Linked DNA regions of Homo sapiens: region 2 is linked to region 1. A link is an interaction called in ENCODE POLR2A ChIA-PET data of the cell type or tissue named here. Cell type or tissue: PC-3. All regions are shown on one strand. Region 1 holds the start of EPOR (erythropoietin receptor). Region 2 overlaps KANK2 (KN motif and ankyrin repeat domains 2).

Region 1 (8,000 bases):
GGGGGGCAGAGGCTCAGCGGCTGGGATAAGGCTGTTCTCATAAGGGTTGGAGTAGGGGCCATCGGATAAGCCCCCTTGGGCTCCCTGGGAGTCCCCTGAGCTGTAGTCAGTTGAGATGCCAGAGTCAGATACCACAAGGTACAGGTACTTTAGGTGGGGTGGGGTAGGGGGCAGCTCAGGGCACAGTGTCCATGGACGCAAGAGCTGGGAGCTGGGGTCCAGGATAGTGTACTCAAAGCTGGCAGCAGAGGCTCCCTCTGGGCTGGGCTTCGAGGCCAAAGCAGATGAGCAGGAGGATGCTTCTGAGCCTTCATCCATGGCCACTATGTCCACACTGCCACCAGGCCCTGGGAGGTCCTCACTGGGCGGGTTCCGGGGCAGCAACCATTTGTCCAGCACCAGATAGGTATCCTGGGCATGCTCACTGCCCACTGGCTCCAGCAGGGGGCCCTCATCATCTGTCCCCGGCTCCACTGCCTGCATCGTCCCCCAGCAGCGCTCTGAGAGGACTTCCAGGGAAGCAGGTGGGTCCTCCGTGAAGGGGGTGCAGGGGCTCCACCACAGGCAGCCATCATTCTGGTACAGCCACAGCTGAAGAAATAGCACCAACCTGCTCAGAGAGGCCTGCAGTTTGGCTGCAAGAAGCAGGGAAGCCCAGGCACTGAGGGGACAACCAGGCCACCTACCTGGAAGTTACCCTTGTGGGTGGTGAAGAGGCCTTCAAACTCGCTCTCTGGGCTCGGGATGCCAGGCCAGATCTTCTGCTTCAGAGCCCTGTTGAAGCCAATATAAATAGTTACATAGATATGACTCATTGAATACTCACCAATTCCCCCTCCACTCCCAGTCATAGAGGCACAGATACACTTGGTCCCTGTGATCACAATGGAGGCAGAGGAGTACATCAGGGCCAGGGGACAGGGGTTTTGGCTGAAGCATCAGCAAGGCCCTACAAAAGGGTAAATGGAACAGGGTATTGAAGGGTGCATAGGAGTTCAATATACCTTGGTCATTCTCCCTTTAATCCTGGCCATGGCCAGGTGCAGTGGTTTACACCAGCACTATAATCCCAGTACTTTGGGAGGCTGAGGTGGGAGGATCATTTGAACCCAGGAGTTCAAGACCAGCCTAGGAAACATAGTGAGACCCCCATCTCTAAAAAAAATAAAATAAAATAAATTAAAAAACCCAAAACCCTGGCCCAGATTTTTCCAGGAGGTCCATGATGTCACTTCATAGATAAATATTATGTTACCTTCTGGGGTAATGAGAGAAGGCATTTAGGATAAAATCCAAGCCAGGCACGGTGGCTCATGCCTATAATCCCAGCACTTTGAGAGGCTGATGTGAGCAGATCACCTGAGGTCAGGAGTTTGAGACCAGCCTGGCCAACATGGTGGAACCCCGTCTCTACTAAAACTACAAAATTAGCCGGGCATGCACGCCTGTAATCTCAGCTACTCAGGCGGTTGAGGCAGGAGAATCACTTGAACCTGGGAGGCAGAGATTGCAGTGAGCCAAGACTGCTGCACTGCACTACAGCTTGGGCGACAAGAGTGACTCTGTCTCAAAAAAAAAAAAAATTCCAAACTCCTCCCCACCACCCTGCAGAAGGCCCTGCGTTATATGACCCCTGTCACCTCCCTCATCTCAATATCTGCCACACCCCCTTACATACCACTCTAGCCATGTGGCAATTTTTTTTTTTTTTTTGAGACGGAGTTTCACTCTTATTGCCCAGGCTGGAATGCGATGGCACGATCTCGGCTCACCCGCAACCTCCACCTCCCAGGTTCAAGTGATTCTCCTGCCTCAGCCTCCCGAGTAGCGGGGATTACAGGCATGTGCCACCACGCTTGGCTAGTTTTGTATTTTTAGTAGAGGTGGGGTTTCTCCATGTTGGTCAGGCTGGTCGCGAACTCCCAACCTCAGGTGATCTGCCTGCCTCGGCATCCCAAAGTGCTGGGATTACAGGCGTGAGCCACCATGCCAGGCCATGCCATGTGGCAATTCTTGAAGCTGGCTGAACGTTCCAATCTCATTCCCACCTCAGGGCCTTTGCACTTGCTGTTTCTTCTCCCCACTTTTCAAGCGGCTGCTTCCTTCCAATCTTCAGGTTTCCACTCTGATGTCACCTCCTCCTGGAGGCCTTCCCTGACCATCCTGTCATGTCACCACATTCTGTTTGTTTCTGTGATATCACTCATTACAATTTGTCATCAAATATTTCTTGGGTCCCTTGTTTGTTGACTTGAGATCCACAAGGTCAGGGACTTGTGGTCAGGGTCTAGCTTGTTCTCCATTCTCTCTCCAGTGCCTGGCACATGTTTGGCACTCTGTTTGTATTTTCCAACCAAGTAAATGAACAGGGCCATGAAAGACGACTAGAAGATTGCTTAGCAGACAAGGCAGGAAGGGCATTCCAGGCAGAGGGAACAGCATGGGCAAAAGCTTGGGGGTGTGAAACCACCTAGTGTGTGCTTGGAATTACAAATACCTCAGAACGGCTAGTCTGATCATAGTGTCTGAGAAGCTTGACCGCAGGGGTGCGGAGGCATTCAGGGTCTTAAATTCTTTCACTAAATCCATCTAGTTGATTTTACAAAGGTGATGACACTGGGGAAAGGAACTAACAAAGGGACCCAAGAAATGGCAGCCCCTGATGTAGAAGGAAAATCAGGTGAAAGTCCCCAAGAGCAGAAAATGTTAACGAAGAGTCTGGGTCTAGTCTGGCATGCATCCCAGCCCTGCCACTGATGTGAATCCTTACTGCGTGACCTTGGGCAAGTGCGTGTCTCTCTCTGAGCCTAGGTTTCCATAGTGAAAGAGGACCGTTGGCGGGGAGGAGTCTGGGCCCAGCGCCCAAATGGGGAGCTCACCGGCGGTGGGAGAGCAGCGCGAGCACGGTCAGCAGCACCAGGATGACCACGAGGATGAGGGAGAGCGTCAGGATGAGGGGGTCCAGGTCTAAGAGGCGGGGAGGAGGTCAGGGCGGTGGGCTTGCCCCGTGATTCGCCCTGGCTCCTCCTACACCCCCGCCTGGGGCCTCACCGCTAGGCGTCAGCAGCGACACAGGCTCCGACCAGGCGCTCCAGAAGCCGCCGAAGCTCGGCTCAGCCATACGCGCGCGGACGGCGAAGGTGTAGCGCGTCCGGCCCCGCAGGTTGCTCAGCACACACTCGGTGCGGCCCTCCAGGATCTCCACCTGGGGGCGGAATCAGGGCGAGGGACGCGTAGCAGACAAAAATAGATGACGTGGGGGCGGGCCCTGGTGGAACTGAGCCAATCAGGGGAAAGGAAAACGGTGCCCTAGAATTGCAATGGGACCAATAAGAGTAGGGGGAGGAGCCCAAGAAAGCTCAGGGCCAATCAGAGAGAGAGTCTCTGGTACGAAAGGGCGGGACCCGGGCAATTTAATATCTGGGCTAGCACTCGTAGAGGGACCCGGGCGCTAAAGGGGTCTAGGGTTACGGGCCGGAGGGAGAAGAAGTTGGGGTTCAACAGGCTTGCGAGGACATTAGGAAAGGGGGTGTGTCTGTGGGCGTGGAACGGTCTTCAGCACCAGGGTAATGGGATGTGGGATGTTACGGACCGGCCCTGAAAGCGGCACCGGGCGCGACCTCGAGAGGCGTGGCTGGGCCGTAGTCAGTGGAGCTTTGGGGGCTGGGCCGTAGGGGCTGGCCTCACCCTCTGTACGCTCCCTGCGCCGTTGCCGGCCGAGACGTCCACCTCGTAGCGGATGTGAGACGTCATGGGTGTCTCAGGCGGCGGGAGCCAGCGCAACACTACGTGGCCGCTCTCGTCAGCCAACCGCGCCACCAGCCCCACGGGGGCGTCTAGGAGCACTGCAGGCATGGGGGTTGGTCAGGTGGGCGAGGACTGAGACCCTCTCCTCCGACCACTCCTCCATTCCCAGAGCACTTACCTACTTCATTGATGTGGATGACACGGTGATATCGCGGAGCGCCGGAGGCTGCTGTGACGCGCAACTCTAGGGGCACGAAGCTCGACGTGTCGGCTGTAGGCAGCGAACACCAGAAGCGCACCGCACCACGAGCCGTGGGAGCCTGGTGCAGGCGACACAGCTTCCATGGCTCATCCCTATGCGCCCAGGGAAGGGAGCAGGTTGGGAGGGGGGACCGGGGAGTTGGCATTGCCCGGCCTGTGGGGGGCAGTGTGTATGTGTGACACAAGGTCTAGCCTTGTGTGTGTGTGTGACAAGGTGTTCCTTCGTCGCCCAGGCTGGAGTGCAGTGGCGCGATCATGGCTCACTGCAGCCTCAAATTCTGGGGCTTAAGGGATCCTCCCACCTCAGCTTCCCAAGTAGTTGAGACCACAGGCACGCGCCACGCCTGGCTTTTTTTTTTTTTTTTTTTGAGACGGAGTTTCGCTCTTGTTGCCCAGGCTGGAGTGCAATGGCGCTACCTCGGCTCACCGCAACCTCCGCCTCCCGGGTTCAAGCGATTCTCCTGCCTCAGCCTCCCGAGTAGCTGGGATCACAGGCATGCGCCACCACGCCCGGCTAATTTTGTATTTTTAGTAGAGATAGAGTTTCTCCATGTTGGCCAGGCTGGTCTCAAACTCCCGACCTCAGGTGATCCGCCCGCCTCAGCCTCCCAAAGTGCTGGGATTACAGGCGTGAGCCACCGCGCCCAGTCTAATTTTTTTTTAAGAGACGGGGATCTCGCTGTGTTGCCCAGGCTGGTCTTGAACTCCTGGGCTCAAGCGGTTCTTCCGCCTCGACCTTCCAAAGAGTTGGGATTACAGGCATGAGCCACTGCTGGCCTCCTTTTGGATACTACCTCGAGAAGGCGTCCCAGCCCCGACGTAGTAACGCCTTACCCTCGATTTGGAGGCGTTGTTATCCCAGCCTGATGTTTGGGGTCGCGTTCCAGCGGTGATCGCGGGAGTGTTCGCGCCCCGGCCCATAGAGGGCGTGCCAGCCCTGGACCCGCAGGTTTCCCTCCAGTGACCACGACTGGAGGCGCCGTCGGGCCTCAAACAGCAGGGGACATACGAGGCTACGACCTCCAGGGAGCTCTGCCCCACCCCCTCCCTCCGCCCTTGGAGGCACCCGCCGGATCGGACTCACTCGAGCTGGTAGGAGAAGCTGTAGTTGCCCGGGCCCACCCCAGCGCTCGCCGCTTCCTCCCAGAAACACACCAAGTCCTCCAACCGCTCGGTGAAGCACAGAAGCTCTTCGGGCCCCCGGGCCGCCAGCAAGGCCGCTGGGGAGGGGCGACAAAGGAAGGGCATGGGGGTCTGAGCTCTATCCTCGGGAGACAGCCCCCTCCTCTTCCCTCCCGCAGCCTGGGCGGACCCGATAAGAAAAAAGCCCCGCCCTGCCATCTTCCCAAGCGGGTCCCTTGGAGGGGTCCGCAGAGGTGGTGCCCCCCTAATTCCCAGGGGCAAGTTTCTCGCCTTACTGTCCCCCGCCGTCACCACTGGCGCACACCTGCCCACCCAGCGGCCAGCTGAGCTGGGCGCGGCGTTCAAGACCTCGAGCTCGGGACTGCCAGCCCCGCCCCAGCCTAGGACACGCGCGCGGCTGGGGGTGTGTGCGGAGAGGCGGGCCCCCTATCGGCCCCGGCAGGCTCCCCGCCAACCGATAGCGCCAACCGTGCCCCCCGCCTCCCTCCCTCCACCGGGCCGGGCAAGTGATCTGGCGCCCTCACACAAACCGTGTTTACAGTAGCCTGTGGCTTGGCCCCTCTAACTCGGACCCGGGCTTTACCCTCCCTCCCCTAGGGAGGGTCGGCTTGGTCCCCACCCCCCAGGGACCTTAGCACCAAGTCAGCCCCCTTAGGATTTAGCATGTCCCAGACTCCCTGAAAAGGTAAAACGGGAATGTTAAGCCCACTCTAGCTCTTGCCCGGGACGCGATCAGGAGTCTTGGATCCTAACATACCCCACCCCGCCCCCCACCCATCCAGGACCCAGTCTAAGGGTTCAGATGCCAGCTTGGCCCCCAGGACCCGGTCAGGAAGTCCAGAAACAGGCATGGCCCCCAGGACCTAGGCTGGGAGTTCAGGCCCCAGCATGGTCCTGCAGGCTCCAGCGTAGGGGTCCACACGCAGCTCATCCTTACCTTTGCTCTCGAACTTGGGGTCCGGGAGGTTAGGCGGGGGCGCCCAGGCGGCCCCAGCGAGCAGGAGACAAAGGGAGCCGACCTGGGGCCAGAGGGACGCCCCGAGGTGGTCCATGATACAGCCCCCGCCACGGGGAGCCCAGGGCTCCTGCCCCTCCGTCCCCCGCCCCCGGCACAGTCCACAGCTGGGTCAGCAGCTGCCTCCGCCGGACGCAGCTGACCAGGCCCTTCCCGACCAGGCGCCTCTAAGTGGCAGATCCCCGAGGGGGCGGGGCCAGCACTCAGCCTGGGTAGAGATAAGTGCCTGGCGGGAGGAGGCAGGGGCCCTTCCCGAGCCCAGAGGCCGCTTGGGGGCAGGGGAGGGAGTTGGGCCGCAACAGCTCCCGTTCTGGCTTCAGACACACGTTTTTTTTTTCTTTGTGGCCCTGGACAGGTGACTTACCTTACCTGAGCTTCAGACTTCTCATCTGTAAAATCTAGCCTGGCACATAGCGAACATTCCAAAAAATGTACCTACTGATTTTATCGCAGAAATCAGCATCTCTTCCCAGCCTGGAAATAAATAAAAATTATTTTCTCTCTCTCTCTCTCTCTCTCTCTCTCTCTCTCTCCTTTCCTTCCTTCCTTCCTTCCTTCCTTCCTTCCTTCCTTCCTTCCTTCCTTCCCTCCTTCCCTCCTTCCCCCTCTCTCTCTCTGTCTCAGGGTGTTGCTCTGTCACCCAGGCTGGAGTGCAGTGGCACAATCATAGCTCACTGCAGCCTCTGGACTGAAGCAATCTTCCCACTGCACCTGGCTAATTTTTAAAATTCTTTGTAGAGATGGGATCCCACTATGTTGTCCAGGCTGGTCTTGAAATCCCGGACTTAAGCAATCCTCCAGCCTCCATCTCCCAATGTGCTGGGAATACCAGCACGAGCCACTGAAGCCGGCCAATAATAATCCTTGCAACGACCAGCAGTTGAGTGTTTGCACAGTGCTAGGCCATGCTCCTGGGCAGTATGCATAATATGTGAGATTTTCATTTACGAATTTTTGGGAAAAAAATTTTTACCACCCACATTTTTATTCTCTTGGGCTGGGCCCGGTGGCTCACGCCTATAATCCCAGCACTTTGGGAGGCCGACGTGGGCAAATCACTTGAGGTCAGGAGTTTGAGACCAGCCTGGCCAACATGGTGAAATCCCATCTCTACTAAAAATACAAAAATTAGCCAGGTGTGGTGGCGTGTGCCTGTAATCCCAGCTACTCAGGAGGCTGAGGCATGAGAACTGCTTCAGTCTGGGAGATGAAGATTGCAGTGAGCCAAGATCATGCCACTGCAACTCCAGCCTGGGCAACAGAGTGAGACTGCATCTCAAAAAATAATAATAATTGGCTGGGCGCGGTGGCTCATACCTGTAATCCCAACACTTTGGGAGGCCGAGACAGGCGGATCATGAGGTCAGGAGTTCGAGACCAGCCTGGGCAACATGGCGAAACCACGTCTCTACTAAAAATACAAAAATTAGCCAGGCGTAGGCCGGGCGCGGTGGCTCACGCCTGTAATCCCAGCACTTTGGGAGGCCGAGGTGGGCAGATCACGAGGTCAAGAGATCAAGACCATCCTGGCCAACATGGTAAAACCCCATCTCTACCAAAAATACAAAAATTAGATGGGCGTGGTGCTGCATGCCTGTAATCCCAGCTACTTGGGAGGCTGCAGGAGAATCGCTTGAACCCAGGAGCCGGAGGTTTCAGTGAGCCGATATTGTGCCACTGCACTCCAGCCTGGTGACAGAGCGGGACTCCGTCTCAAAAAATATATATATATATTCGAGCGTGGTGGTGGGTGCCTGTAATCCCAGCTACTCAGGAGGCTGAGGCAGGAGAATTGCTTGAAACCAGAAGGCAGAGGTTGCAGTGAGCTGAGATC
Region 2 (8,000 bases), 210 kb before region 1:
TTCCCGCAGGCTCTGTTCCAGGCAGCTCCGGAAAGTCTCTAGGTTGTTAAAAAGCCCAGCTGGCCCATGTTTGGTTTTCAGCAAAGCCCTGTCTCTTGAAGTTTGCGCTGGGAGGCCTGGGGACGGCCAACTTTTAATCGTACACACATGGGGTTTTTGGGAGCCGGCCCTGCGTTTTGCCAACAAGCGCATGCCCTGTTTTCTTTCCTTTGAGGAGAGAAATTCTGGAGTCCCGGGGAGGAACAGGACGGCCCTGTGACCATAGTCTGGGGCCTGGCGGCGGGGACGCAGAAGCCACCCTGAGAGCCAGATTCTTTTCCTGCGTCTTCAGGTCTGAAGGATTTTCTAGGAAAATTAACATTTGCCAAGGCCTCCATGTGGGGAAGGGAGGGGTTTCTGGGTAATTTGTCTCTTTTTCTTTTCTTTCTTGAGACAGGGTCTCGCTGTGTCGCCCAGGCTGAAGTGCAATGGTGTGATCATAGCTCACTGTAGCCTCGACCTCCAGGGCTCAGCCTCCCAAGTAGCTGGGACTACAGGCGCGCACCACCACGCCTGGCTAGTTTTTAAATTTCTTGTAGAGATGGGTCTTGCTGTGTTGCCCAGGCTGGTCTTTAACGTCTAGGCTCAAGCTCAAGCTCTTGCCTTGCCCTCCCAAAGTGCTGGGATTACAGACGTGAGTCACCACGCCTGGCCGGTAATTTCTCATTGTGAATTGATTGGGTCCCTGTAAGTCACAGAGCCTGTCCTGAGTCCCTTCATCTGAATGAGGGTGAAAAGACTGAGTTTTCTGTCCCGGGTGACAAGGACAGAATCTGTCTTGTGAAACAACCAGAAGAAAATTCCCCTAAGAAAGCCGTCTAGCGGGGCAGTGGACACAACACTATTCTATATCAGACAATTAAATGTGGGGGATGAAGGGTGAACCCCAACTGGTGCGTAATAACACTTAGGATTAAAATGAAAATATGCAAGTTCCAGTGACTTTCAAATCTGGCAACAAATCCTAAGATTCCCACCCCCTCCTGCAACAATGATTCAAAAATACAATATTTTTTTCCTCTCCCTCTTCCTCCATCCATAATTACCAGCTGATTGTTCTCAATGTTCTTCATAAAACCCACACCCCAGCATCAGCCCTGGCGCCAATGTATACAAGAATTTTGCTTCGGTCTGCGCTGTGGCCACTTTGAACAGGGGAGCCAAGAAAACCCACTTGGAGCTGGAGTCCTGTGGCCGTCGGGGCTCCCCCAGGGAAGCAGAGGGAGAGCTCGCTTGCCTTTGAGCCGTGGGCCTTGGGGAGTGTGAGTGGGGTGGGCCAGGGAGGAACGGGAACAGGGAGGAGACGGGGACAAGGGACGGTTTGCTCCCGGTCTGGCTGGTCCCCGCCTCCCTCACGGCTACTCTTCTGCCGAGGATGATGTAGGGCTCTCGTCATCTGACATTGGGGCAAACTGAAACAGAGAAGCAGAATTCTTTTTGTTTGGGATCCTTTCCAATCCCCCGAGGCGCCAACGTGGTGGCTGGCCTGGTAGATATGATGGGTAAGCAGGAGGGAGGCGTGGCCCCTGGCCCCAAGGAGGTGGCGATCTGGGGGCACCGCCTTGAAGAAGCAAACTCATGACTGTGGTTGAGGATGTTCACCGGGGGTGAGGGATGCAAAGGAATGAGGGTGGACAGTGGCTGGTCAGGGAGGGTGAGTTCTCAGCTGACTGTGAACGGCATCAAGGAGCCAGCGAGCAGGGAAGAGCATTCCAGGCAGCGGAAACAGCACGTGCAAAGGCCCTGGGATAAGTGCAGAGGGGTGTGGCAATAAGGCCAGTGTGGCTAGAGGGGGAGAGAAACAGTAGTGGGGAAGGTGAGGGTGGTTGTGCAGGGCCTGGTGGGCTTTGGAGAGGACCCTGGCTTTTTCTTTTCTTTTTTTTGAGACAGAGTTTCACTCTTGTTGCCTAGGCTGGAGTGCAATGGCATGATCTCAGCTCACTGCAACCTCTGCCTCCTGGGTTCAAGTGATTCTCCTGCCTCAGCCTCCTTAGTAGCTGGGATTACAGGCAGGCGCCACCACGCCCGGCTAATTTTGCGTTTTTAGTAGAGATGGGGTTTCTCCATGTTGGTCAGTCTGGTCTCAAACTCCTGACCTCAGGTGATCCGCCCATCTTGGCCTCCCAAAGTGTTGAGATTACAGGCGTGAGCCACCGTGCCCGGCCTAGATTTTTTTTTGCTTAAAGACAGGGTCTTGCTCTGTTGCCAGGCTGGAGTATAGTGGTCCAATCATAGCTCACAGTAGCCTTGACTATCTGGGCTCAAGCAATCCTCCTGCCTTAGCCTCCCGAGTAGCTGGGACTATAGGCATGCACCACCAGGCCCAGCTAATTTTTTTTTTTTTTTGAGGCGGAATCTCACTCTGTCACCCAGGCTGGAGTGCAGTGGCGCGATCTCAGCTCACTGCAACCTCTGCCTCCCAGGTTCAAGCAATTCTCATGCCTCAGCCTCCCGAGTATCTGGGATTACAGGTGCCCACCACCACACCCAGCTAATTTTTGTATTTTTAGTAGAGACAGGGCTTCACCATGTTGGCCAGGCTGGTCTCGAACTCCTGACCTCAGGTGATCTGCCCGCCATGGCATCCCAAAGTGCTGGGATTACAGGCGTGAACCAGTGAGTCTGGCCTGAATGCTCCTTAAACACGTCAGACACACCCCTGCCTCAGGGCCTTTGCACTGCTTGTTCCTGCTGCCCGGAAGACCATGTGATTCACTCCCTAACTTCTCCAGGTGTTGACTCAAATGTCATCTCTTCTCTGAGGGACTCCAATAGCTTCCCCATCACTCGCCATCCCACGTCCTTGTTTTTTTTTTTTTTTTTTTTTCTTTGAGACAGAGTTTTGCTCTTGTTGCCCAATGTCATGATCTCTGGCTCACTGCAACCTCCACCTCCTGGGTTCAAGTGATTCTCCCGCCTAAGCCTCCAGAATAGCTGAGATTAAAGGCATGCGCCACCACACCCGGCTAATATTTTGTTTTTTTAGTACAGATGGAGTTTCACCATGTTGGCCAGCCTGGTCTTGAACCCCTTATCTCAAATCATCCGCCCACCTTGGCCTCCCAAAGTGCTGGGATTACAGGCATGAGCCACCACGCCTGGCCTCTTTCTTTTTTTTTTTCCCAGACAAGGCGGCACTCTGTCACCATGTAGTGATGCAACCATGGCTCACTGCAGCCTCAAATTCCTGGGTTCAGGTGATCCTCCTGCCTCAGCCTCCCGAGTAGCTGGGAGTACAGGCATGCACCTGTATTTTTGGGGGAGACAGGATCTCCCTATGTTGCCCAGGCTGGTCTCGAACTCTTGGGTTCAAGCAATCCTTCCATCTCGGCCCCACAAGGTGCTGGGATTACAGACGTGAGCCACCGCGCCCAGCCTGATTGTGTCTCTTACCAGAATGCTCACTCCATAAGGGTGGATACTGTTTTCTGTTTTGATCAGTGCTGTGACCACTGGGGACTACCTAGAACTGGGCCTAACATGCAGCAGGCGCTCAATAAATATTTTTCAAATGAGTGAATGGTGACTAAGACACGCATTTGGAACCAGACAGACCCAGGCGTGAATACTGTTATGCCAACCATGACCATGCAGCCTCTCTGTGACTAATTTCCTCACTGGGGCACTATGAAGGTTCAGCAAGCAGCTGACCATATTCTGACTTTATCCTTAGCGTGAACCCCATGCACAATCAGCTCTTCATAAACATCCGTCTCCTCTGGCCAGGCACAGTGGCTGACCCCTGTAATCCCAGCGCTTTCAGAGGCAGAAGAGGAAGCATGGCTTAAGCTCAGGTATTCAAGACCAGCCTGGGCAACATAGTGAGACCCAGTCTCTACAAAAGATGTTAAAAAATGTCCGGGTGCAGTGGCTCACGCCTGTAATCCCAGCACTTTGGGAGGCAGAGGCGGGCAGATCACTTGAGCTCAGGAGTTCAAGACCAGCCTGGCCAACACAGTGAAATCCCATCTCTACTAAAAATACAAAAATTAGCCGGGCATGGTGGTGTGCACCTGTAATCCCAGCTACTTTGGAGACTGAGGCAGGAGAATTGCTCGAACCTGGGAGATACAGGTTACAGTGAGCCAAGATTGTGCCACTGTACTCCAGCCTGGGTGATAGAACAAGACTTTGTCTCAAAAAACAAAACAAAAAAAACTCAGCCAGGTGTGGTGACGTGCGCCTGTAGTCCCAACTACTCAGGAGGCTGAGGTGAAAGGATCACTTGAGCCCAGGAAGTGGAGTTTGCAGTGAGCTTTAATTGTGCCACTGCACTCCAGCCTTGGTGACAGAGTAAGACCCAGTCTGAAAACAAAAACAAGACCAGGCATGGTGGCTCATACCTGTAATCCCAGCACTTTGGGAGGCTAAGGCAGGTGGATCACGAGGTCAGGAGTTTGAGACCAGCCTGACCATCATGGTGAAACCCCGTCTCTACTAAAAATACAAAAATTAGCCGGGTGTGGTGGTGCACACCTGTTATCCCAGCTACTCAGGAGGCTGAGGCAGCAGAATGGCTTGAAGCCGGGAGGCGGAGGTTGCAATGAGCCCAGATCGTGCCACCGCACTCCACCCTGGGCGACAGAGTGAGACTCTGCCTCAAAAACAAAAACAACAAATCTCTGTCCTTTCAGAGACCCACCCATCCCGTGCCTACCCGGCCGGATTGAGACTCACCGAGCACTTGATGTTCATGCGGGAATACAGCATGGACGCAATCTCACTCTGCCCTGCGTCCAAGGCCACCATCAGAGCTGTGCTCCCATCCTGCAAAGTATCCGGTGCTATGAATGACGTCCCCATGCTGTGCTCCCGCCCTCCCCGGGGTGCACCTGGTTGGAGACTCACGCGATCTGTGAGTGAGATGTCACAGCTGGGCACGGCCAGCAGCAGCCCCGCGATCTCCTTGTGGCCGTGCTCACAGGCGCACATGAGGGCCGTGGAGCCGTCATCATCTTGCACGTTGACATCTGCCTCACAGGCCAGCAGGGCTTTGACAACGTCCACCCGCCCGTGGCTGACGGCCAGCATCAGGGCCGTCTGTCCTGCCTGGGGAGGGCAAGGAACAGGATTATGGTTCATGCAGGCCCCAGGGCAGGACACCCCCTGGTCTAGAACCTGCTGTAGCTCCCACATACTCTGATGGTGAAATGTACCCTCAACTTGCTGATCTCCTCCTGAATCTCAAACAACCCTCCCGTCACCAGGGGAGTAATAAATCCACAGAGACAGAAAGCGGATGAGTGGTTGCCAGAGGCTGGGAGAAGCGGGGGCGGAGGAAATGATGGATACAGGTTTCCTTTGGGGGTGAAGAGAACGTTCTGGAACTAGACGGAGGTGTTGGTTGCACAACAGGGTGAATGTATTTCATGCCAGTAGTGCTTTTGGTTTTGTTTTGCTTTATTTTAGAGACAGGGTCTTGCTCTGTTGCCCAGGTTGGCGTGCAGTGGCACGATCGCAGCTCACTGCAGCCTCAACCTCCCCAGGCTCAGGTGATCCTCCCACCTCAGCCTCCCGAGTAGCTGAGACTACAGGCATGCGCCACAATGCCTGGCTAATTTTTGTATCTTTTGTATAGATAGGGTTTTGCCATGTTGCCCAGGCTAATTGTTCCTTTAAAAGGGTTAATTATTTTTTTTTGGAGATGGCGTCTCGCTCTGTCACCAGGCTGGAGTGCAGTGGCGCAATCTCGGCTCACTGCAACCTCCACCTCCTGGGTCCAAGCAACTCTCCTGCCTCAGCCTCCTGAGTAGCTGAGATTACAGGCGTGTGCCACTACGCCCAGCTAATTTTTGTATTTTTAGTAGAGACAGAGTTTCACCATGTTGGCCAGGATGGTCTCAATCTCTTCACCTCGTGATCCGCCCGCCTAGGTTTACAGGCGTGAGCCATCGTGCCCAGCCTAAAAGGGTTAATTCTGGGCACTGTGGCTTACGCCTGTAATCCTGGCACTTTGGGAGGCCGAGGTGGGAGGACTGCTTGACCCCAGGAGTTAGAGATCAGTCTGGGCAACATAGCGAGACCATGTCTCTAGTAAAAAATAAAATTAATAAAATACAGCCTGGACAACTTGGCAAAACCCCAACTCTAAAAAAAAATTAGCCGGGCATGGTGCCGCACGCTTGCAGTCCCAGCTACTTGGTGGCCTGAGGTTGGAGGACTGTTTGAGCATGGGAGGTCAAGGCTGCAGTCAGCTGTGATTGCACCACTGCACTCCAGCCTGGGTGACACAGTGAGACCCTGTCTCAAAAAAATAAAAAATAGAGATAAAATAAAATAAAAAGTTAGAAATAAAGGAGTTAATCTTATGTTTTGTGAATTTCACCTTCTTTTTTTTTTTAATAGAGAGGAGGTGGGGGTGGGGGGGTGTCTCTAGGTTCCCCAGGCTGGTCTGGAACTCCTGACCTCAAGCAATTTATCCCGCTTTGTTCTCTCAAAGTGCTGGGGTTACAGGCATGAGCCACCTTGGTGAGCCTCACCTTAATTTTTTTTTTTTTGAGATGGAGTCTCACTCTGTCACCCAGGCTGGAGTGCAGTGGTGCGATCTCGGCTCACTGCAACCTCCGCCTCCTGGGTTCAAGCGATTCTCCTGCCTTGAGTAGCTGGGATTACAGGCACATGCCACCATGCCCAGCTAATTTTTATATATTTTTTTTAGTAGAGATGGGGTTTCACCATGTTGATTAGGCTGGTCTCAAACTACTGACCTCGTGATCTGCCCACTTTGGCCTCCCAAAGTGCTGGGATTACAGGCATGAGCCACCGCACCCGGCTAATTTTTTTTTTTTTTTTTTGAGACAGAGTCTCACTCTGTAGCCCAGGCTGGAGGACAGTGGTGCGATCTCAGCTCACTGCAACTTCCACCTCCCAGGTTCAAGCGATTCTCCTGCCTCAGCCTCCCGAGTGGCTGGGATTATAGGCACGTGCCACCACGCCCAGCTAATTTTTTAATTTTTTAGTAAAGGCAGGGTTTCACCATGTTGGTCAGGCTGGTCTTGAACTTCTGACCTCAGGTGATCCACCCACCTCAGCCTCCCACAGTGCTGGGATTATAGGCATGAGCCATGGCGCCTGGCCTTAATTTTTTGAAAATGAAGCCACTAAAAAAATTTCTTGGAAATTAAAACAAAATTAAATCAATAAAGATAAGGCAGGATCATGCCTGTTATGCCCCGTCACAGCTCCATTTTGTTCCTTTGCTGTCTTCAGACTGTTGACGATCCCTCTCCTCCTCACTGTCCTCAGTGGGTCCTGGCTTCCCTGCTCTTTTGCCCAGACACCTGTTCATAAGCCCCAGTCACCTCCACAGTGCCTGTTTCTGCTTCCCAACACACAGCTGAAGGGAGCGCTCAAACCAGGAATCAGGCCACGCCACTTCCCTGCCTAAATTCCCCTGGCGGTTTCCTGCAGCCCTGAGTCCAAACTGGCTTGAGTCCCGGTGCTCCCTAAAATGCTTATGGCTTGAAGAACGGGCTAGTGAGCTTCAGGAGACCATGCCTGCTTGTTCGCCATTTCAGTCCCCAGTTTTCGGCCCAGGGAACCCAGCTGCTGCTCAATGAACTGTCCAGCAGGATGTGGGATGGGGTCATATTAAGAAAGGTAAGGACCCTCATATCCTCTACTCCTTCTAGTTTCCACAAGAAGGTCCTGTGTCAGAGACAGCCTGGCCATGAAGAGCAGGGCTCTGGAGTTAGACCACCTGGGTTTGGGCCTGTCACTCAGCTGGGATGTCATAAAGTAGGAAGAGCCACCTGGATCTGCAGCAGCCGGGGTCCCCATACCTGGCTGGCTTTGGCATTGATGTTGCCAAGCCGGAAGAGCTGAAGGACAGTCTCGATGTCGTCCTGGGTCTTCAGGGTGGCCAGGGCGGTGAGCATAATAGGGCTGTAGCCAGCACGGTTCTGTTTGTCCACCTTGCAGACACCTAAGAGACATGGTGTGAACCCTCAGACCAGGGATCG

What was found. ChIA-PET counts read pairs that join two places held together with the same protein. Peaks named below come from ENCODE experiments on the same cell type or tissue, not always from the same donor. Only the 100,000 strongest peaks of a DNase experiment are listed, where the experiment ranks them.
Region 2: POLR2A ChIA-PET joins it to region 1 with 28 read pairs; 2 of 35 experiments call an interaction of 5 or more read pairs at or near these places.

What each region holds. Positions count from the first base shown.
Region 1 is chr19:11,378,005-11,386,004 of GRCh38, forward strand. It overlaps EPOR (erythropoietin receptor), which reads right to left and starts at 6,310. Exons shown (of 8, transcript NM_000121.4): 1 at 6,089-6,310; 2 at 5,093-5,228; 3 at 3,926-4,101; 4 at 3,688-3,845; 5 at 3,052-3,205; 6 at 2,880-2,967; 7 at 687-774; 8 at 1-591. The coding sequence starts at 6,203. RefSeq lists enhancers at 3,413-3,950, 3,617-3,686, 3,937-3,996, 4,007-4,096 and a silencer at 5,550-5,609. In PC-3, CTCF peaks have their summits at 455 (motif pointing right), 3,066, 4,131 (motif pointing right), 4,938 and 1 weaker place; DNase peaks (open chromatin) are centred at 817, 3,287, 3,717, 4,107 and 1 weaker place; H3K4me3 peaks cover 5,020 bases; H3K27ac peaks cover 3,661 bases.
Region 2 is chr19:11,165,161-11,173,160 of GRCh38, forward strand. KANK2 (KN motif and ankyrin repeat domains 2) reads right to left here. Exons shown (of 13, transcript NM_001136191.3): 10 at 7,821-7,963; 11 at 4,888-5,088; 12 at 4,717-4,806; 13 at 1-1,451. The coding sequence ends at 1,398. Among named protein-coding and RNA genes, the nearest start is that of SPC24, 13 kb to the left of the region's middle. RefSeq lists an enhancer at 1,086-1,586. In PC-3, no CTCF peak of the experiment used is centred here; DNase peaks (open chromatin) are centred at 2,761 and 3,591; H3K27ac peaks cover 1,702 bases.